Regions from separate parts of the Mus musculus genome. Here all the other regions are linked to region 2. The links are chromatin loops, found by intact Hi-C in ENCODE. Cell type or tissue: left cerebral cortex. All regions are shown on one strand.

What was found. Hi-C counts contacts between places; a loop is a spot of excess contacts. Peaks named below come from ENCODE experiments on the same cell type or tissue, not always from the same donor. Only the 100,000 strongest peaks of a DNase experiment are listed, where the experiment ranks them.
Region 1: it touches region 2 in a loop (2.4-fold over the local background); 13 of 42 quality-filtered maps call a loop at or near these places.
Region 3: it touches region 2 in a loop (3.0-fold over the local background); 2 of 42 quality-filtered maps call a loop at or near these places.

Annotation. Positions count from the first base shown.
Region 1 is chr9:94,609,754-94,617,753 of GRCm38, forward strand. No RefSeq gene overlaps it. Among named protein-coding and RNA genes, the nearest start is that of Gm39404, 29 kb to the left of the region's middle. In left cerebral cortex, a CTCF peak has its summit at 4,334; DNase peaks (open chromatin) are centred at 1,051, 1,356 and 4,321.
Region 2 is chr9:94,530,522-94,538,521 of GRCm38, forward strand. It overlaps Dipk2a (divergent protein kinase domain 2A), which reads right to left and starts at 7,560. Exons shown (of 3, transcript NM_001033145.2): 1 at 6,698-7,560. The coding sequence starts at 7,354. In left cerebral cortex, CTCF peaks have their summits at 4,437 (motif pointing left), 6,706 and 7,970; DNase peaks (open chromatin) are centred at 3,342, 4,474, 5,014, 6,709 and 3 more places; H3K4me3 peaks cover 5,140 bases; H3K27ac peaks cover 2,731 bases.
Region 3 is chr9:94,721,827-94,729,826 of GRCm38, forward strand. The region is part of intron 4 of Slc9a9 (solute carrier family 9 (sodium/hydrogen exchanger), member 9); the gene reads left to right. Among named protein-coding and RNA genes, the nearest start is that of Mir7656, 26 kb to the right of the region's middle. In left cerebral cortex, a CTCF peak has its summit at 5,862 (motif pointing left); DNase peaks (open chromatin) are centred at 3,136, 3,492 and 5,796.

The sequences.
Region 1 (8,000 bases), 79 kb after region 2:
CTAAAGGTATTACTTAATAGTCTCTCTAGACTAAGCAAGCTGTAACAACAACTCACACCATGTAATATGTGGTATCACACTGTCCCTCCTGGTCTATCTAGCATTCAGAGACAAACAACGTACAAGTGTAATACTGTGGTTTTTATTTGGCTATATCTCTAGAAATTTACATCTTTAAAATCAAAAGGATCTAGCAGAAGTTATGAATGTTAAGTAGTATTGAGATTTATGGTAATCGCCTTGTGCTATTATAACAAACACCACAGTCCAAGCGGCTTAAATGAGGCAAGTTAATTTTCTTGCAGCTCTGGAGGAACGGAAGTATATGATTAAGGTGCCAAATGGTGCGATTCCTGGTGAAAGCATTCTTCCTCCTGACTTACCTTCTTGCTCTGTCATCTTAAAATGTTTTTATTGGCATATAGATTAATTATACAAAATAATAAGTTTTGCTCTGCAGTTTTAACAGATGTGTATAATGTACTTTAAATTGTCCCCTCCTTTCAGAACCCTCCCTTGATCTCTGCTCCCGTTGCTCCCCCTCTTCTTGCTATGCCCTCTTATAAGGACACTAATCCTATAAGATTAGGGCCTCACACTCACAAGCTCATTCACTGTAACTACACTTCAAAAACATTATTTCCAGAAGCAGCCAGTCATGTTTCGGTTTGGGATTTTGATATATAAATTTGGAGATGAGTTATACCTATAACAGCTCTCTTTCTTAAATTATAGATTATATTTCTATCAAAGATTTTTAAGTAGGAAGAAAGACCAGACAAAAGCCTAGACAAAGGGAGGAATTCTTTTCAAGATGTGAAACACAAGCCTTAGTATCATAATGTTTTAATCCAGGAAAAATGAGTTGCCCTTATTTGTGCACTCTCTTTTGTGTGTGTGTGTGTGCTATGAACAACTATTAAATATGAAGCGTCTCCCAGCAAACTGCCTCTCACAGAGGTGTGAACTAGCATCTTTGTCACAAGTTCCCACAGATTTCTCTACTGATTGGTATTGTTATAGCAACCAGAGTGCCACGGGAAGTTGTCATGGGCATGATAATCATGAAACATCACTATGGCAACAGAAACCTCTGGAAAGTAAAAAAAAAAAAAAAAAACAAACTTAGACTGTCAATTGGTATCAAAGAGGGTTACCCAGGGAAAAAATAGGTGGAGGCAGAAATAAAGGGTCAGAGCAAAAAGGAATGATTATATAGAAACTGAACAAGCAATGGAGAAAGAAAACAGTAACCAAACAGAGGGTGAAGCTATGGCTCACACAGGAAAGCGGGAGGCAGGAGGGAGCACATGAGCCCCAGCAGTGGGCATGCTCCCAGAAGCAGTGCGCATGCTCTGCATGCAATGCAGAACCCCGGGGGAGACATGACTGGATGCCAAGGTCTGGACTGGAATTGACCAGGTGCTGATTTTCATACTGGAGGAAGATTTTGAATGAGCCACAATTTAGTGAGACAGCCTAAATCAATTTGTGGAGTGCTTTTGGCAAGACATCCTGCTGACTAGGAATTCTTATAATATCTGGTGTTCAGAGGCACCACATTTGAATATGGCTTTTCTTTATTGGACATCGAGATTGCTTCAGACAAAGGCACAGTGCCATTTGCTCCATTATAAATATATATTTCCTTCATTACAGAAGCTTAATGGCCTTTTTTTCCACCATGAGGGAATTAAGGTAATTCTTTAATACTCTTAAAGAGTAAGTGGCAATGTCACTTGGAATAAAGCATTTTCACTTAATATTTTCTGTGTTCTATTATCAATCAGGATTGAAGTTTTTATGGCCCAATATTAACTTTTAGTGAAGGGACTATATATATATATATATAATCATATATATATGGAATACATATATATGATATATATATGAAATCAAAAGGGGCCAGTAAGATGTTTAATTGTTTTCTAGAATTAAATGATGCTTCAAACATAACAGAATAAAGACTGAAAAATGGAAGCAGAAAAGGAGATACATAATGGTGGATATCATAAAGAAGCAAAGCAAAAGAATAACAAAAGCTTGAGATGAAAGTACAGAAATCAAACCAGCAGTCCGGGTACTTGCAGAAGTATGGTTTTAGGAATTTTAACAGAACATTTGTTTTTTTATTTCTTTTCCCCTTAATTTACTAATTTATTAATTATTAACTTTACATCACTATTGCAACCCTATCTCCCTCCTTTCCTCCCAGTTCTACACCTTCACACCTCCTTCTCACCATTACCACAACTCCACTTCTCCTTTGTGAAGGAAAAGTCCCCATGGGTACCAATCCTTCCTGGCTCATGAAGTCACAATAGGACTAAGCACTTCTTCTCCCACCGAGGCCAGAGAAGGCAGTCTGGCTAGGAGGAAAGGGATCCAAAGGGAGGCAATAGAGTCAGTCAGTCCGCTTTCCAACTTTAACATTGTCTTAGTCAGGGTTTCTATTCCTGCACAAACATCATGACCAAGAAGCAAGTTGAGGAGGAAAGGGTTTATTCGGCTTACACTTCCATACTGCTGTTCATCACCAAAAGAAGTCAGGACTGGAACTCAAGCAGGTCAGAAAGCAGGAGCTGATGCAGAGGCCATGGAGGGATGTTCTTTACTGGCTTGCCTTCCCTGGCTTGCTCAGCCTGCTCTCTTATAGAACCCAAGACTACCAGCCCAGAGGTGGTCCCACCCACAAGGGGCCTTTCCCCTTTAACTGAGAAAATGCCTTACAGCTGGATCTCATGGAGACATTTCCTCAACTGAAGCTCCTTTCTCTGTGATAACTCCAGCTGTGTCAAGTTGACACAAAACTAGCCAGTACAAACATCGTTTAATTTGTAAGTGATGTCTGTTTCACCTGGGCAGTACATTTTAGTTGATAGCATTCTAAGGGGATGACCTTATACTTACTACATAGCTAGAGATGACCTTGATCTTTGGTCTTTAGAGGTTGAGTAAACCAGTTGACAGCAAGAATAAAGAGGAAGGCAAACATGGTTTTAGCCCCGAGGTTCTGCCCACTGTGACCACCAGAATTATAGGTCATCCATCCCCCTTCAGGATCCCTCTCAGGAGCGTGAACACCCATCAATCACTACTCCTCTTTCTTCAAGCTCATAAACAAAAACCAGTGCAAAGGTTCTTGATGCCTAACCTTCACTTCAAACAAGGCAAGGCTTCTGTTGGATAGTACACCAAGGTTCCAACTCTGCCTGTTTAATGCTCACACACACACACACACACACACACACACACACTAAGCATTAGTTGGCTAGGTGGTGGTTTGAATAAGAATGGCCCTATATTTTATAGGCTATATTGCCTATATTTTATAGGCTCATATATTGGAATATGTGGTCCAAGGTTGGCGGGGCTGCTTGGGAAGGATTATGAGGTGTGACGTGGTTGGAGAAAGTATGTCACTGGGGACTTTGAGATATCAAAAGGACTCCCACCGGTACCAGAACGCATGATCTACCCCATCCTTGTTATTGTTGTCATTCAAGACAGTAGCTCTCAGTTGTTCCTTTGTTCCACTGCCATAGACTCTAATTCTCCGAAACCTTAAGCCAAATTAAATACTTTCTTTTTAAAGTTGCATTTGTCATGGTGTTGGATCACAGCAATAGAAAAGTAGCTGAAGCAGTTGGAAAACACATATTAAAGTCTATGAAAGAAGCTGGGCGTGGTGATACATTCCAGTAATCCCAGTATTTATGAAGGAGAATTGGGAGTTAGGGTCATCCTCACCTAAATGGCCATATTGAGCTACATTAGACCCTATCTCAAGATGAAATAAAATAAAATAAAATAGTATAACATAAAATAAAAAATATCCAGGCATATTGCTTCATGCCTATTGTCCTAGCACTTGTAGGTAGAGACAAGACAATCTACAGTTCAAGGTCAGCTTGATCTTTATAGTAAGACTCTGTCTCATAATAATAATGATAATGATAATAATAATAATAGTTAATGAAATACATACCCATCTGCCAGAATATCCAGTATCCCAGGTAAATAAAGGAAGTAAACAAAGGAAATTAAAGAATCGTGTTTAGAAGTCAAGACAGGTGTTAAACTCACTGTGTAAAGACGGAAAAGTGTGGATTCTAAGCATTTTACTAGATGAGTAGCACACACTGAACAAACATGCTTATCAGCTGGATCGTGAGTGTGATGTTGCACTCTATCTTTCCTGTGGCTTTCTAATTCTATAAGAGAAGAAGGTTGACGTCTTTTACTCAGGCATCCATTTACATGGCACTGAGGATAAGAGAGATGGAGAGAATGCAGATGTCAGGCATGCTTGGTACCATGTGCAGAGAGAGACCCCTGCTGGAACATTTTTATCTCTGTAGTTGAGAAAGTCTAAATCAACCCCCGGAGACTGTAGGATAAAAGAGATAGCCATGACTCTGCAGGTTTTAAGTCTGAACATTTTTTTTTGTCCCATGATAGAAAATATTTAACTTCACACACACACACACACACACACACACACACACACACACAAACACACACATCTTTAACAAGGCAGGACTTAGAGATTTCAGGTTTTGGTTTTTATTTCCTTTTTGATCTCCCCGCTTGAGAAACAAAACAGAAGGATCTGACTTTAACGTCCCAGCCCGAGCTACTATTTCTCTGGTGGGATGCCACAGCCCCTCCCCTCATTTCCTAAGCACTGTTGTCAAGCTTGGCTATTCTTCAGCACTGTGTGGGAGTATGCCCCTGGAGGTGGCTATGGACTCCATTGTGGACTAGTGTCACTTAGCCACATTTGCCATGGTGAGATCAGATGAATTCTAATGGTCTGTATCCTACAACTGACCTTACTAGGATCCTCTGAGGGATGCTGTTGGAATTTGGAGTTATACATTATGAGAGCTGAGTTTCCAGGCAGTCAGGCCCTGGAATAAAGAGCTCCTTACCAAAACACTGACCCGAGAGACCTTACTAGAGTTAGTGATAGATATAGAGTATGTTACCCAGCATGCAGTGGGAAGTGATGCTAGACCAGATCCTGCTCGGGCTCTCCAGCTTTGGTAAAGTGTTTGCCACGGATTCCTTAGGCAGAAGGCATGCACAGCATATTGGAATGTAATTTGACTTGCCTCTATCCCTGCACTTTCTGTTTCCCAAGTAAAATGCTATTTAAAAAAAAAAAAAAAGTCCTCTTTTCCCTTACCCAGAATGCTACATGTTCACATTCCTTCCTCCTTCACTTGGACCACACTTAAATCACTAGGTTCTACTAATGACTGGTTCTGGTTTTATATACTTGCGATTTCTTCATTTGCTTGCTTATATTTTATTGAAATATAACAAATCTACATGTATGAGAGATATATATGTGATATTTTGATGCATGCATTCAAGCTACAATGACAGGCATAATCATATTTCTATCACTTTGAACACTTATTATTTCTCTGTGCTGTCGTCATCCAAAGCCCCCTTTTCTAGCTACTTTAAAGCTGTCCTACATTTACCCCACTACGCAATAGGACACTAGAATTCTCTCTCCCTTCTGTACTCGGGTACTCATTATCCACCCTATCTCCACCCCTCACCCTGTCCTCACTTCGTGACATGCTGTGCGTTCTTTCTTCCTAGCTTCCGGAGTATGCCGGGGTGACCAGTGATGGCTGCCAAAACTTTCCACTGGACAACTGCACTTATCTAAGGATTGCCATATCTAGCATGAAAATATTCCATGTCCGTTGTTGGTGCATTTGAGGCTGAAATTCCAAAAATAGCACGGAAGGCCCTTCCTCATATTCTAAATACTTCTTGGCTTTCTAGTTCCCTCTCGTGGTAACCGTTTTTTTACTTTCTGTTGCCCCGATCTTCACAGCTGTTGAGGGTGTTTGTCTATTTCCACAGGAATACACATCACTTGATCCTGACAACAGTTGTAACTCCTTCTTTTTGGTCTCTTTTTCTAATCCTGCACATCCAACCCCAAATGAAAAGAAAGCACCATGCTCTTTTTGACATTATATCTCTTTTATAACCATCAGTTTGTACTTTTAGGAGGCCTTGTTGTTTACCTTCCACCTTCTCCAGGCTGAAAAGTCTATGTTAATTCTCCTCTCAGTAATATACATAGTACTGCTTAGCCTGGGACTTAATTTCCATCAATTGGACGTTAAATAGTTGATAAATGTGTGGTCAGGGCCTTTAAGACTGAACCCTAATGACTCAGAAAAAGCAATTATTGGCAATGTAGATACCCTGCTGTCTCAGGTACCAGCCAGATTGAATTGATTTTATAAAAACTGTATCAGTGCACCAACTGTTTTTGCAAAGGTGAAGGTTAGTACAGTTCCATCATGGTGAAGCTGGGCCCCACAGAACCAAACTGAGCTGAGCTTCTATACACAATAGGTGGTCTTCATTTCAGGCGGAGTCGTGATGTTTACAGAGATTATCACAGCGTCCAAGAGGCACTGGGTTGGAGGTAGATTGAGCTAAGGAATTAGAGGTCTGTTCCTTCGACATGGTCAGAGGTACTCAGCTGGGCAACAGAGTCACCTCCGAGATGTGACTCATCCAAGGAAAGCAGAGACTCCTGATGCACTGAAGACCTTTCCTTTTCCCTTTCTATGCTGCAATCTAGGCCCCATGATGTGAGAGATCTGGGCATGTTTGTTTGTTTTTCTTGTTTTGTTTTTTAATTAATATATAAGAACTCCAAGGCTGGAGAAATGGCTCAGCAGTTAAGAGCCCTACTGCTCTTGTATAGGACCTGAGCTCAGTTCTCAGCACCCATGACAGGTGGCTCACAGCTGCCTGGAACTCCAGCTTCAAGGGAATTCAATGTCTTGGGCCTCTGAGGGTTCCTGAACTCATGTGCACACATCCCCCTCCAAAACACACACACACACACACACACACACACACACACGGGCACACGGGCACACGGGCACACGGGCACACGGGCACACACAGGCACACAGGCACATGCATACATCTAATACAAACTTGAAAGCATAGTTCTACATATCCATGGTTTTTTTTTTTTTGCTTATTTTTGTTGTTTTTTTTTGGGGGGGGGGTTGTTTGTTTGTTTGTTTTTTGGTTTCTCTGTGTAGCCCTGGCTGTCCTGGAACTCACTCTTTAGACCAGGCTGGCCTCGAACTCAGAAATCCGCCTGCCTCTGCCTCCCGAGTGCTGGGATTAAAGCATGATCTTTTGACACACACAGCATAGAACCATCATGTCAAGATAATTAGCTTTCCCACCATTTATCTGGGCATTTGTGAGCGATAGACAGACCTGCCATTAGATCTTACAGCGTCTGCGTACAAACAGACTTGTCCATTCTCCAGTACCCTTCACTCGCATTTGCAAGGAAACTGACTGACTAAACTGAGTTTTTAAACACAAGACCCTTCACTCTGACTGGTCAGAAAAGTTGTGACAGTAAATAGAATGGTTTTCTCTTACATCATAAAAACCTACGTAGCTGTACTGGACCTCCAGATTGGGGAGAGACCAGATGCCATGGGGATCCCCCAATGTTTGAGTGAGAACTGCCTAATGTGGGCAGTGGGGGAGGGGGGTGCTGCAGGAAGCATTATCATTTCTGCTTTCATAAAAGATGTTACCCAACAATTTATACATTGTGCACATAGTCAGCAGAAAATGCTACAAAACTCTATCCAGTTATAGTCCTCTTTGAGGCCAGCCTAAGACTTTCCCCAGACACTGCATTAAAAGGCTGGAAGCCCCATTACCTGACTGTTGCATAGCATCACATCCTACCTACGTCTGAATGACGTAGGGTAGCCAGTGTTCACTGTTTGTATTGGAAACTAGTTTCTTCAACTTTGGAGGCAGCAAAGAACTGGAATGTTAATGACGGACAAGTGTGAGAACTGCCTGTTGACCTGTGGACAGAAATACACAGGAGAATTGAACTCTGTCAGGGACTGGGAGGATAGGAAGGGCAAGTCAACCTGGGGCATCTGGCCTAATAGGGTAAACAGGAA
Region 2 (8,000 bases):
CCTGATTTTTTTTACCACCAGAGAGCTTCCTTGTCCTCTTCATTGACTGTTAAAACTCAAACTTAGCTTGTTCTGTGTGCCACCTAATCTTAAAGCTGAAGCTATGCAAACTGTGTCTTGAACGTGAGTCACCTCTGATGGAACCCAAAGGTGGATACAACAGTGGCTGGCAGCATTCAGCAATGGCATCGTAACTCTGATGTCTCCTCTATTTTACATCGTTCAGCAATGCCAATGTACTGAATAAAATTATAACTAATGATTTACCAAGAAAAATAAGTATTTTTTTTGTATTTATAGTACTTATTCTACTTCATTTACTTCATATGGGACAAATGTCTAACCCCCTTTAAATGATTACCCCCAGTAAACTAAAACCTGAAGTAACAGCTATGTAGATATGTAGGATGTGTGCATGTGTGTGTACATGTGTCTCTGTGTGTGTGTGTGTGTGTGTGTGTGTGTAAAGGAGGTGGCATATGAATATCTGTCATGCAAAGTGTGGAGTAGAGACTGAGGGAATGACCATCTAGAGACTGACTCACCTAGGGTTCCATCCCATTTACAATCACCAAACCCAGACACTGTTGTGGATGCCAACAAGTGCTTGCTGACAGGAGCCTGATATAGCTGTCTCCTGAGAGGCTCTGCCAGTGCCTGACAAATACAGAGGTGGATGCTCACAGCCATCCACTGAACTAAGCATAGGGTCCCCAATGAAGGAGCTAGAGAAAAGACCTAGGGAGCTGAAGGGGTTTGCAGCCCCATAGGAAGAACAACAATATGAACTAACCAGTTATCACACCAGCCCCCCAGAGCTCCCTGGGACTAAACCACCAACCAAAGAGCACACATGGTGGGACTCATGGCTCCAGCTGCATATGCAGCAGAGGATGGCCTTGTCAGGCATCAATGGGAGGAGAGGCCCTTTGTCCTATGAAGACTCTATGCCTCCCTGTGGGGGAATGCCAGGGCCAGGAAGCAGGAGTGGGCAGGAGTGGGTGGATTGGGAGGGGGGAGGAAGTAGGGGGAGGGTGCTTTTTGGAGGGGAAACCAGGAAAGGGGATAACATTTGAAATGTAAATAAAGAAAATATCCAATAAAAATGACTATCTGTCATGGTAAAACCTATGTATTCTGACATATATATCAGCATAACACACTAAAGGCAAAGAGTCTTGCAACCACTGTAGCTATCTGAGAACTAAAAAGCTTACAAAGAATATTTGTAAAGATTTCTTGTTTATAAACACGGGTGCTTTATACATAATACTTGAGTGTGTTCCATCTCCTTTCATCTTTAAAGCACTAACATCCTCATTCCATTCATTGAACCTGAGTGCTGAAACATTTGAGTGATTTGCCTACATGTCACTGAATAACTTCATGTTATTACAGAATATAAATGGGCCCAATCTGAGGAAAGACCCCACCTTTATACCTCCACCCAGCAAAATCTCACCCCTTCAGTACTCAATCCCCTTTGCTCTCCCCAACCCTCAAAAGAGACATCTAACGTGTGTAACTGCTGTGTGGATCTGTGTGTGTGTGTGTGTGTGTGTGTGTGTGTGTGTATAGGCATGCGTGTCCTGTTTCCTGTGGCCCAAGGTAGTCTCTCCAATATTTTAGTTCAAATGCCTTACAAGACAATTTGCCAAATGAACAAACAAAATTCATTTATTTTGACTGCAAGTCTAATAATAAGCTCTTTAGTATTTCATAGATAACTTCTTCTTTGCAACTTGTGAATTGGATGATTTTAATATATAATTTTTAAAACTTCCCAGAGGCTAGGCTTGGTGGCACATGCCTGTAGCCCTGGGACTTGAGAAGTGAGGCAGAAAGATCAACAGTTCACAGCCCAAACCAAAACTTTCCAAGCTTTATAATGAGGATGGATAATTACCCCCGGCTTAGACTCACTTCACAATGGTTCAACATTCACTGCACATATAAGAAATGTAAGTCTTTACATCCTCAAGGCTATTATTAGTTTTCTATATAGTTGAATGGAAGGTCCAGGAATCAAAGTCAGAAATCTGTGGAACTCAGTAGCAATCAATGACAGTAGTAGGCCAGAGCAGCCACAAGGTTTAAAAAAAAAAAAAAAATTGAACAAAAACCAATCTTACAATCTTCTGGATAACTAACTAGCCACTAAAGCCCAGCCCACAGGAAACAGAATAACCAGCAACAAAGACAAAAAGATCACTATTTCCAGCAACAAGTGTAAGGACCAATTGTAAGGCAGAATAACTAACTACCCCCACCACCCCATGCAGTACAAATATGGAGGCATGCTTCCTTAAGGGTGTCTGTTTCACTGGTTTTCCCAAATAAATAAATAAATAAATAAATAAATAAAATGTCCCTTTAATTTTGGACCTGAGATATACAAAATGTTTTTTGTTATGTCCATTTGTATTTTTATGAGGTTTAGTCAAGTGTCAAACATGTCCATGAAACCTCAAATGCAAACACACACACACACACAAAACATATGATTTTAAGATTACAAAGTGCTCTCCTCGGCACTGCAGGGTATGGAATGCACAGCTGCAGCCCTAGCACTGGAGGCTGAAGCAGGAAGACGAATGCTGAGCACCAAAAAAAAAAAAAAAAAACAAACAAAACAAACAAAAAAAAAAACAACAAAACAAAAACAAAACCAAAGCAACAACCTCTAGTGTGTTTTGAGCCTAAACACAGGAATGCAGTTATTAAATCAGCTGCCAGAGGGAAAAAAGGAAGGAGCCACAGCCCACTGCCTAAAACTTCCAAGGTGAAAACATCCATTCTGAAACTAATGCTAAACAAGACGCTTGGCCCCTTATTTTTCTCTTCCTTAACAGGACTTTTGTTTTGAAATCTGAGTACACATGTGTAAAATTTAGATATTAGAAAAGCTTGAAAGATTGTTTGATCTGGCCTCAAATTCACACCCCAGCAGAGACCTAGCACCCCAGTCTAGTTCTCTTTTAGAAGAGATTAATTAAATCCATTAGTTAAAGCTAAACTTAGAAAACAAACACCAACAAGGAAAAACAGATTTCTCAAATCAAGAATTTGAGAGTCCCCCCAATAGGGCAGAATCAAAGGAACTGATTCAATAGACCTATTTAGGAGAAAATAGTTATTTCATTAAACAACAACAAAAAAATGTTATCCCAACCTTTCTCTCAATGGTCATAATCCTCTTTGTCTAGTTCAAAAAGTTCTTTTTAGCAAGGCACCAAGAGGTACACCGTCCTGAACTCAGGCTGCTGCTAAGAGAAAGCTCTACTCTGTGCTCTCTACGACCTTCCAGTGGCTGTCAGAGCGGATGAGATCAGCAGAGCTGTGGTTCAGTTCAGCCTGTCAGCAGCCACACTCTGTGTGTTTCCGGAATATACCAGGTGATTACAGTCACCCTCTATCCCTACACTAGCATTTACTCTCTGCTGGTCATGCAAACCCCACACAAATGCCCTGTATATAATATTTTGCCTTTTACAAGTAAAAGGAAAGCTTAAAAGCCACAGCAAACAATGATAATTGCATACTATAAAAATTAAGTCCTATTAAATCTATGATTCAGAAAATGGAAGGCAAATATAGTTCAACCAATATATAATACAGCTAAACATATTCTTGGCTCTTCCCCCTAAAACAACCAAGGGTTTTCTTGCCAGTGCTCCTTGGTCAGTCACAGATAGTGGCTGACTTTCAGAATCTCCAGACACTCCCCATCCTGACCTGTTCAAGAACAGGTAGCAAGCACAAACACCAGCAGAGAAGTTACCTTCCAATGTCTACCTTCCATTTTTAATGACCTAAGATTGTTATCACACACACAAAAACCAACAAACCCCACTCTGGGTACTCCTCCTTCCACAGGATGAGGGCCGGCTAGGCATGAGGGATACACCTCTTGATGAGTAAAAATGTAAAGGAAAAAGGTTTCTGACATGATAAAGGTTCTGAGAACTGTCTTGTCCACTGCAGAACAACTTTTCCTAGAAGCCAGACACAGACACGCTCCATAACTGTTAAGACCATTAAACAACAGGAGGGGCTGCACTCTCAGTTTCACACTGCAACACTGACAGCACAACTGCAGTTTAACACACGTGTGTATGCATGTGTAACAGACAGCACCTTCCACTTCCCTGTTCAGGCCATAACAGATATTTCATGTTTTACTGTTTCTTAACATCTAACAGTTAATGAATTAAACTGATCTACATTTTCATCTGTTTCACTAGTACCTTAAACAAAAGGGGATTTTTAAAAAGTAATTAATTACTTAAAAGCATCATTACTCTGTTACTTTTGTGAAGAACAATTTGATAATGGAAATCCACAGGGTTTTTTTTTTCCCCTAAAATTTTAGACAATAGAAAATTTATAAATCTAGTTTGTCATCATCCAGCATCCAAAAATTCATTAGGTGGCTCCCTCTCCTGGAAAAAAGTGAAAGGTGAGTTCAGCTTTAAGTTGTGAAGCACTGGCTCCTTAAAAACACTTTAAAACAATATGAAGCAAAAAAGTAAAGAAGCAACTGTGAGTGGCTTTTCTATTAGTACCAGGACAGCAGGCTTTATAGAAACTGTACCACTAAATGTACAGTTTGCATAGCTAACAAGTAACATACATGATGATCTGATTTACCATACAAAAACAGTATTCTTGATTACAAATCTGGATATACTTTTAACTTACTGATTCACAATCACACCACACATACTTTCAAAATCACTACCAAAGATCAAGTGTTTTTGTAAGGGAAGCATCTACTCAGGAGAATTTTAGGTTAAGCTCCACCTCCTCGGGTTAAGGAAAAAAAAAAAAAAAAAAAAGGCACTGTTCCACTGGTAGTAAAAACTCCAAAGTGTGTCTTTAACAAGTATGTAGCATAATGAAGCATCAGGACTACCCCTGGGAGCTGGGCTGACTAAACTACTGATGCAATTTATGAATGCCTCAATCTAGTAGACATTTTCTCACATTTATCCTGTACTCTACGCAATCATCCACTCAGAAAAATTTAGGCATTAGGCTTCAAATAAAGTGAGAAAAATGTAAAGTCACAACACATTTGACTATCTCAACTGCACAACAGGCTGAAAACGCCAGGAGTGTGAAGACATAAAAACTCCCGGTAAGAGACAGCTTTGTGGTGTGGAAATTACCAGTTTCTCAAGTTCAGATGCCTATGTTTTTAAAGAAGAAAACACAATGTTTAATCTTAATATTAGTTGTTCCTAATGCATCCATACCTAGAATCAACCCTATAAAAATCGCTCAATAGGCACTCAGTATTTAAAATGCAAAAACTGTATATACCTTAAGTTCAGTGCTAAATTTTGGGACCTCAGAGATTTTTGACTATCGACTACAGTCAATTACACTACTAAGTGCTGTCAGTACCTGCTAACATAAATACAGCTTGGAGAGGTGGGGGCTTGTGGGAGTGGGTGGGGGGGGTCATACTTAGAGACTCGCTAATCTAAACTAATGAATAGAATAATCCTGCAAAGTAAGCTTAACTGAATTTACACTGATCAGAGATAAAACAGTACTTATTAAACCATCTGAACTTTAAAATTAACCTATCACATATATCTTAACAGCAACTTGAAATTTTATTAAGGCTCACATTAGAACTTCAGCTGATCAAATACTCGTGTTAAGGATGCTTGGCTGAACTAATCAAGGCTGATTTCTCTTGACTAAGACGCAGAAAACTTGAAAGAAAAAAAAAGCCACCAATAGAGTACATTCCTATTCATACTTTAATCAACAACAGAAACAAGGTCCAAACCCTCTAGCCATTAGTGACATTCTTAGCGGAGAAAGGGCGTGAACTATACAATCAATTACTTGTGGTTAATTTAAACTCACTTTCCCTAGCACTTGACGTTTAGAACTGGTAACTTTTCTTGCAGCCAAGAGAGATCACACACCTACTGGACAATCGCTGCCCAAGGGCACAGCACTTTAGCGGGGGGGGGGGGGGTGTTTGAAACAAATTACTCCAAAAATAAACCGGATTCCTTTCTCTTATCTATTTTCTTCTTGCCGCCACCAGTAAAACGATTCCATTCTATCCTCCTAAAAGGCACGTTTATTTTCGAAATGAAGTCAAGAAAAAGCAAATAAGTCAGTTGGGCTAGAGGCCAAAACCCTTTTCCTTAGATCCTAGCTCCAACCTAAAAAAAAAAAAAAAAAACACTTTAATTCCTTCCTTAACCGGATTACCATATGACTAGGGCAGGCCACAGCATCAGGATGCAAAAGTCCGTCTTGGCCTTTAGCCTTCCCAGCCCAAATCTAACTCTTTCCCCCATTTCCTAGCTTCTAATTCCACGCAAAGCACGAGTCACGAATTAGCTCCCTTCACTTTACCACCACCCCACTCTCTGATCTCATCTTTCCCACCTGGTCCCAGAACTAGCTGATTGACTAACAGGGAGATGATCTAAGAAATAAAACAAAGACAGACTCGGGGAAGTTAGGCTAGCCAGGCGGGACAGCAAAGGACGTGTGCCCAGGGTGCCCAAGTCCTCGGAAAGAGGTACAAGGGCTCGCTATCGCACTGACACTGGCATCCAGACTGGGACGAGCGGGAGGGCGGAAGGAAACTCGCGAAGAGGCATTTTGGGAGAGTTGGGGACGCACTCCCTCTGGCGTCGAAGAGCCCCGCGCCCGCGCCTACCTGTAGCACCAGCGGCTCGGGGTTGAAGGCCAGGGTGAGCAGCAGCTGCATGCGCTCGGAGTCCTTGAGGTTACGCAGCAGGAAACTGCCCGAGTCCTTGGTCTCCGCGTAGCGGCGCACCAGGCGGTCCAGCAGGCGCTGCGAGGGGCAGTGCACCAGGTCCGACCAACCCTCCACCGCCTCCGGCGTGAGCAGCCGCACGTCGCCGTTGAGACGCGCGAACTCGGTGCGGGGCATGGCCTGGAGCAGGTCGCAGCGCGGCCGGCCGGTGGCCCGCTTGCAGATGCTCTGGTCGAGCTGCGCCAGCTCGCGCTGCGAACCCAGGCGCTTGAGCACCACGCGCCGGCGGCCGCCCTCGCGGGGCTCGCCGTACTGCGCGAAGTACACGTTCTTCACGTTGAGGAAGTCCAGCAGGCGCAGGCGGCCCCACGTCTCGAAGCCCACCTGGCCGTTGAGGAAACGGCGGCACCAGCTCGTGCCGAAGCACGCCGGGCACTTATTGAGCTGCAGGAAGCGCCGGTCGGCGAGCTCGTTGCGCTGCCAGGAGGCGAGCAGCGACGGCGAGTGCAGCAGCATCAGCACCAACAGGCTGCCGAGCGCCGCCAGCTTCAGTGCACGGGACAGGCGGCCCAGCTTCAGGGGCACCAGGCGCCACATCCCGCCCGCGCGCGGCAGCGGCCGGGGCCGGGGCGGGCGAGCGCACCCCGCCGGGCCGCCCCACGGCGCCGAGGCCCGCGGCGCAGACGGAGGGCGGCAGCGAAGGAACCCGAGGACGGGCTGCGCCGGCCGAGCGCGGCGACTTCCCGATCGGCTGTCTCCACAACTCCCGGTGCCCTCCTCCGAGCTCCCCGCCCTCCGACTCCGCGGGCGCCGCCTCCTTGCCCGCCAAGTTATAGAGGCGCGGGGAGGGGGGGGGGGAGGAGGGAGCGCGGGAGCCGCGGTCGCGCGCACGCGCACTCCCGCCCGGGACGCTTGAGCTGCGCCTTGCTGGGTCCCGGGCGAGCAGCGCGCGCGGGGGCGAGTGAGGAGTCCCGGACGCCTCACACTCGAGAAGCTACGGTGCGAGGAGGGGAGGAGAGGATGCGGCGGGGCCCCCACGCGCGGGCACGCCCGAGAGCGAGGGGCGGGGCCGGGGGCGGGGCGAGCGCGCCCCCGGGAAGCGTCAGCGCGAGCTCGCGGGGAGGCGGTGGAGAGGGTGGGTGGAGGGCGCGCCCGGGAGGGCGGAGCTCGCCAGCTCCGCCACCGGAGACCTTCAGTAACGGCTACTCTGGGGTGACTGTCGGGCTACACAGGCGCCCCGGAG
Region 3 (8,000 bases), 190 kb after region 2:
TGTGGGAAGTGCTCAACCTGATTTAGCAATTACATTCCGATGTCATTAAATTAAAATGGTCCCAATAAAAGGACTAGGAGTCAATCTTAACTACAGCTCTGAGAGGTTTTACTGGCCTATTTCACTCTTGCCTGCTAATCCTCACTGCATGAGAGGCAGGTAGAAAGCTCATTTTCCATGGGCACCCCACGTGATCAACAGAATAATGACAACTGATGTCATTGCTCAGCGTTGATGAGCAAGTGCCCTCTTGGAGGTCATTGCTATGTGACAGGTATCTCAGGCCTGTGTTTCCAAATGATTCTTAGACCCTTTGCTTTTTGGTTGCATATTCTGCCTTTAAAATGTAAGGATGATTTTGTTCTCTTTGCAAGTTCTGGTACTTTGTGAAACTATTAATCAATTTGGTTTTGTTGGTATACTAAGGATACCATGTCATTTATTTTCTCCCAAGAAAATTCTGTAACATAAAGAGATATTAAGTATAGAGCTGGGTGTGGTAGCCTGTAATCTAGAACTTATGAAGAGTGGAAGACCAGGAGCTCAAGGTCATCTTCAGTTACACATGGAGTCAAAGGCCAGCATGGCCACTTGAGACCTTGTCTCAAAAAACAAAACAAAATCCAAACAAACAAAAAAGAGTTACGAAGTACAGCAATAACTGTTGCTTGCAGCATTAAGCATGTCATGTGTGCCAATCACTGTCTTTAGTAGGGAAGGATCAACTTGCCTGATCCTTCCAGATGTCCATTAAAATAAAACTGCATGTATTGACTTCAATAAAATGTCCCAAATTTGCTGTATCAAACCAGTTTTCTAATTTTTGTTATAATAGCAAGGAACTTAAAACGTATTTTGAGAAATCTTCTAATTCGTTGTATAGACTTGTAACAAACATTTTGTTAAATTATAATAGAAACTTTAGGAATCTCAAGAAGGAATAACCACATAGAGTCTATAAAGCAGATCCTAATATCAACTATGAGCTTCAGTCAGCAATAATGTATCAGTGTCAGGTTAGAAGCTATAACAAGTGGACCAGACAGCACAAGAAGTGAGACTAGACTAAGGGCATGTGATCATACTTAGAATACTTCTTGCTCTACTCTTCTATAAATCTGAAAAAAAGTCTGTTAATTTAGAATAGAATTTCCACATTATAAGTATTTTATATGATCCCAGTGGTAATAGACTGTAACAGATATTTTCCATGGCACCTCCTGTCATGTCCTGGTTGAACATTGGCCCCCTTTTAGGTTCATAAACTCCCCAAAGACATTAGGCTTGTTGTAGCCAAAACAGTTGTCTAATGGTCTTTTCCTACTTCTTCTGTATCTTGGCACTTGGCCTTCTGAGATGAGCACTAGAAGTGGGGCTCTAAGGCTGCTGGGAAAGTCTTGATCTGATTAGCCTCACATCTGTAATGGTCCTCTTCTCGGTCTCTTAGAATGTCTCTTATGAGTACAATGCTTGCACCATAGCCCACACCTAACTTTAGTTCCTCTATGTTAATAAGGAATGGGTATTAGCTCTCTTGAGGCTTTTGCTTCTTCTTAACTATCCAAACTGTCAGAGGCAAGAGATGCCTGAGACTTATCCTATTATATTGCTGACCTTTCATTAACTGTGATTCAGGCCATGTTTTTACAGGTCATATCTTAATTACATTTTTTTTGTGCCATATAACATGACAACAGTCCCTTCCTTCTACACCTCCTGTTGGTATTGCTTCTGAGTCTCGCTGCCAGTTCTCCTTCCAAGCTTACTTGTTCCTATTGATTTCTTATAACTTAGCATTCCATCACCAAACACTCTTCTTCCTAGGCAAACCTCTGGCTTCCTCCACAACAAGATAAATTGCTTACATGATTGTGAAGATGTTGCTGTTAATTTGCAACAAAACAGTAGCCATTGTAGGCTGCAGATTTAAGGCCTCCACAGAAACCAATGACCTGATTATTTCACACTGCACTGCACAGAGCTAAATACAATTACTCCCTTATCCCAGTGGAGAGGAATTAGGAGTGCAGAAAGAGGGGAAACATTATCCTAGGAGAGAGGAATGTACGGAGAAACTCATTTGGAAGAGTGTGAGTATTTACTGTGCATGGTTCAGGCTTTAGGGAGTAATTTCACTTCTCAGTTCTCTGTGTCTAAGGAAAGGCAATTCCATTAAAGGTTAGAAATGCGGTAAAAGGTACTGTTTTCATAACCTCCTGCCCACAGTGTTTCTATGTAGTTCATTATGTTTTCATTTTATAGTGATAAGGAGACTGTCGCAGCAGCATCCATCTACCATACTGATACAAACACCGAGGCTCGATTACTTCCCCAAATGTGAATATTTGTCGGAGGATAACTATTTGCTCAGATTTCTGGATCTCTGAAAATGTTTTTCAAAAGTGGTTAAGGGTCTACCCCACTCTGATTTGTTCTTCAAATCAGTCAATCGAAACAACACCACCACCACCACAAATTGAGACATATGAGACATGTGATAAATAACATAATCACACATGTAGTATATGCACCCATGTCACATATGCAGTATATGCACCCATGTACAGCTTTATTCACCCAGCTCTTTCAACCTCAATGAGATTTTAACCTATTCTTTTCATTTGCTTATCATGCAAGCTATGATTTAAATTTCTCCTCAAAGATGTCTGTCTATAAATGATAAAGTTGTTCAGAGCCTGGAGGTAAAACTTCATGTTACTAAATGTCTAGCACCAGTAATGGCACCGTGTTCTCAAATATTTCAAAAACCGAGTTTAGGTCCCCTAGAGGAAATACATACACAGAGCATGCAGGTTGGCTAGCATGAACTTGCTCAATTACAGCCCACACTACATGTTTCAGGAGCTGTGTCTCTAAGTTCTTCTTAGACTCAGATGATCTGCTGCTTCCACTGACCTGTAGTTTAGCTTGGCTCTTTCCATTGAATTTGTAGGGAGCGAGAAATTGATATTCCTGTTGGAAAAAATACAACTCACCCAAATGTTTTTCTCCTATTCCTTCTAAATTTAACTATTTTTCCATCTATCATATTAGGAAAATACAACTACTTTTAAAGTATCTGCTTCTAAGGTTGCCAAATAATTTCCACCCACGTCCCTCTTCCTCCCTCTAGGCTTCCAGTAGAATCAGTTACAAGAAATATGCTTAGCTAACACACTATCCTTCCAAAACATATGCTTTGATTCCATTCTTTCCACGTTGAAAATTTCCTATATTCTGGAAGAATTGAAACATTATTTTTGTTTTAAATTTCCATAAAATTAAAGAGACATAGTCTAACGTTGAGTTGCTCATAGTTATTTAAACATGTTGAAGAATTTTTGAATAGTGTTAATATTCTTCATGCGATGTAATTATGGCCATGTATGCGATGTAACTTGTCAAAGCCATGTTAGAATCATACTGGAAGAGGATGTGTTAGGATCATACTGGAAGGAGACTGGCTCTTGGCTCAGTGTCATCTGCCTGGTGGGTGAGATGAGAGCTCTCATACACAGAGGAGACAGACTCGCTGTAAAACTGAACACCAGCATCAAGGAATATTCATGAGGACTTGGAAAGAATACTCCTTTGTCTGTTAAGTCTGACAAAAATTGGATCATTTTACTTAATACAAAAATGTTAACTATAGACCTAAACCTATAGTCATATAAATGTGTGAATCGGAGGCAGGAGAATCACTACGAGTTTAAGGCCATCTGGGCTACATAGTGAGTTTAAGATCAGCTTTGTAACATAACAAAACCCTCAAAAACACCCCCTAGCCAAACGCCCTCTATTCAGCAATAGTTTATAGATAAATTAGTGCAATAATTTATAGATAATATTAGCTGAATTAACTAGTTAATCCTCCCTCTCAGAGCTTGAAAAGGGCACAAGAGGGTTGACTCAACGCTCCTCTTTGTGAGGTCATTCAAGAAGAAAAAAAATACAGAAACATTTTTTAGATAATAGTTTAGAAAATAGCTTTTGGTTTTAAGCTGAATAATTGTTAAGAGATCTGATAATTAATTTCTCAAGATAAATTTTAACTTCATCAAACATCATCAAAAAGCACCTAAAATATATATATTTTTTAAAAATGGTATTTTTCAAAATAATTTTTAAAATTATTTTATTTTGTGTAATAGTATTTTCCCTATGTGTATGTCTGTGCACCACTTGCATGCCTTGTAGCCACGGAGACCAGAAGAGGGCACTGGATCCCCTAGAACTGGTGTTCTATTCAGCCATGAGCCATAGTGTAGGTACTGGGAGTTGAACCCTGGTCCTTTGTGAGAGCAGCAAACATTTAGCCATAGAGTTGCCTTTGTAGCTCTAGCTTTTTTTTTTTTTCCTAAAACAGACTCTTGGGTAAGTTTTTTTGATTCCAATTTTCTTTTACTGGACTGAGAAAGAGAGAGGCCTTTGGATACTTAGCTGATTTTCTCCATAACTTGATTTTTTTCCCCCAGTTGATTGTGTGCTTAAGGCAGCTAAATTTCAAGAAACTCTTGATTGTTTGTGTTGAAATGAAAAGGTTATTCTCCAGAAAAAGCCAGAAGGGCTCTGACCTCAGTTTTGTGTATTTTTCACCCTGACTATGGTGAGTTCTTTGACTCTATGAGAATAAATTCCACACTAAGAAAAGTGCCCTGAAGTGAGTTTGCAGAGTTCTTATGGTGAGAAGTCTTAAGTTGTACAACCTCTCTCAAATCAGAAACATCTGTTGGGATATGTTCTCCTCCATCGAAACAATGTTCTTAGCTTAGTTATACAAAACCTGGATAGAACACTGCTCGTGATACGTTATAGGCTAAAAATATTCTTATCTAGAAAAGAAATACCCTTTTATAAATTCCGATTTTTTGACATCAAATACTATTTGAGTCTTCTATTTTGATTTATAGTTTAATCTTTTTTCTCTAATAAGACAGCTTCAAAAAACCACGAGCTTGTAAAGAAGTTTATTGAGAAAAGTAGCTTTTAGACTAAGGTTTGACTGTATAATGCTTTAGAATTTGCCCTCCCTTTCATTTAGATTTAATGATTTTTGTACAGTGGTCACTTCATTGTATAAGTCCACTAAATCAGAATCAAGAAAACATACTAGAGATAAATGTTTTACACACAATTTATTTTGAGGAGGTGGGTAATGATTTTACCCAAGGATGGAGAGTTATGTTAGCAATTTTCCTTCTGCAGATGTAAATGGCAGAGTATTAGAAATCCTGTCCCTAACTTAAGCCAACACACATTTGTAGAAAGTGATAGGAAATCGGTCCGGTGCCCCCAGACTTCAGATTTGAAGAACAGATATTTAAATTTTGAGGGTAATGTATTTTGTTTGGAATATAGAAGAGTGTTACATTCTCTCAGCATTCCAAGGATTTGCATACAGACTAGATTCAGAGCGCAACACAACCTGGTAAATCTAGAATATACTTTTATGTCCCCAAACCTGCTCAGAGTCAGAGCTGATTTTGAATGTGCTTAGAGACATCGTCATGTGTTATTCCAAATTCAGATCTCAAAATCGTTTTAAGGTTCTCATTGCTTTGCCTGCTGAGGCGAAGAGGAAGAGGTGGCTCTTTTAAAAGCCTGTTTTAACAAGCAGGTGTGAGATGTCATTTTGGTAAAATTACTTGTGGATTTCAGAGTCAGCCAAACCCTAAACATGAAGGATAGAGTTTGGGTTATATTAAAATGGACGCTGACGATGGATGGGACGACTGTCACCATGAAGAAAGCTGCTGATTTTCCTCTCTAAAACATACAAAATGAGACAACTGTGCAAGGTAAATGGCCCGACCTCCAGGGCTGAGCAGCCATCAGCTTTTGCATCCTGCCCTCTGGTGGGAAACTTTATAAATAGCAACCTCTATAGCTCCACATTTATTTGATAAAACTTTCTGTATAATCAAGCTTCGGCTTTTGGCAAAATACATGGCAAGAATCAATTAATCCAAACACCAAATTTTATCTGCAAATGATAAATGACTCAGTGAGCTTGAAAGAATTTAATTATTCATTATCAAGTTCTCCAGCGTTTCCGGGAAGGTATTAATTATTGACTACCTACTAAGTGCTAATACTACAAAAGCATCATTTCATTAAATTCCATCAACTATGAGTTTAGACTGAGACATTTCTCCTTCATTATCCCTGTAGCTTTAGCATCTTCCCAGGCGAGCTGAAATCCATCTACACACAGCAGACAGTTGCATTCATAGTCACTAAGTACATCTTTTCTTATCCTTCCTTAAAGAGGGACCTGTGAGGAGCAGTGTCAGCAGGGTTGGGCCCCTCCTTGTTAGAACATGGTCCTGCAATCCGGGATTCATCTCAAAGTTAGCCCTGAGAATGGAGGCAGGACTGTGAGGAGAATAGTCACAATGTTTCTGTAGTCAGGCAGCAGAGAGTGGGCTTCAAACTACATGGACTACCTGTAGTGACCCACTCCTCTAAATAAGGCTTTACCCTCTTCCTCCTCCTCCTTCTCCTCCTCCTCCTCTTCTTCTTCTTCTTCTTCTTCTTCTTCTTCTTCTTCTTCTTCTTCTTCTTCTTCTTCTTCTTCTTCTTCCTTCTTCTTCCTTCTTCTTCCTTCTTCTTCTTCTTCTTCTTCTTCTTCTTCTTCTTCTTCTTCTTCTTCTTCTTCTTCTTCTTCTTCTTCTTCTTCTTCTTCTTCTTCTTCCTTGTTATTAATTATTTTATTTATTTTCATTTCAAACATTGCACCCCCAATCTTGGTACCCCATCACAGAATTCTTCCCCCAACCCCTCCCTTTCACCTCTGAGAGGGTACCTCCTCTGTATCTCCATACCCTTGAGCATCAAGTCTCTACAGGATTAGGCACATCCTCTCCCACTAAGACCAGACAAGGCAGCCCTCTGTTACATATTTACCAGGGGCCTCAGACTAGCCTATGTATGCTCTTTAGTTGGCAGCTCAGTCTCTGGAGTCCCCAGGGGTCCACTTTAGCTAACACTGTTGACAGATGCAGATAGTCACAGCCAAGCATTGGATACAGAATGAGGACCCTTATGGAAGGGTTAGGATAAGGATTAAAGGAACTGAAGGGGATGGCAAACCCATAGGAGGCTCTACCTTCTATAGCAGTTCTCAACCTGTGGATCATGACTCCCACAAAGGGTCACATATCAACTATTGTGCATATCAAATATTTACATTAGGATTCATAACAGCAGCAGAATTATAGTTATGAAGTAGCAATAAAATAATTTTATGGTTGGGGGGTCATCACAACATGAGGAACTGTGTTAAAGGGCTCTAACATTAGGAAGGCTGAAAACCACTGTTCTAAAGGATCTATAACCTTTCCAAATAGAGCAGCTGAAGACCCAGTGTTCAAACACATGGGTCCCAACAAGTTGCTATACCAGTGAGGCACTTGAAAAGCTGGGGAGGAAGCTGAGAAGTCTTAGAAGGGCAGGAAGCACACTGGAACATTTTAACCAAGTTTCTGGGATACTGTCAGATCAATCCAAAAGGCTCAGCTTGGGCATCCCGAATAGAATATGTATATGTATATGTATATGTATATGTATATGTATATGTATATGTATATGTATATGTATATGTATATGTATATGTATATGTATATGTATATGTATATGTATATGTATATGTATACACACACATATATATACATATGTATATATATGTATATGTGTATGTATGTATATAGTCTCTACAATTACAGTTGAACTTCTGGCCTTGCTTTTTGAAGAAATATTACCTTTTTCCTTGTTTTAATATATGTAACATGATGTACCTAGTCAGAGAAGAACAAGTACATGTCAACAATTATTATATATGTGATATAGCCTATCATACTTCACATATATGAACCCATACAGTCCTCACACACACAAAATAGATAATACCTTGCTCTCAATTTACAATGACAAGACAGAAACTCAGAAAGAAGAGAGACCTTGCTGAAGGTCACATGGCAATTGTGAAGAGCTGGGATCTA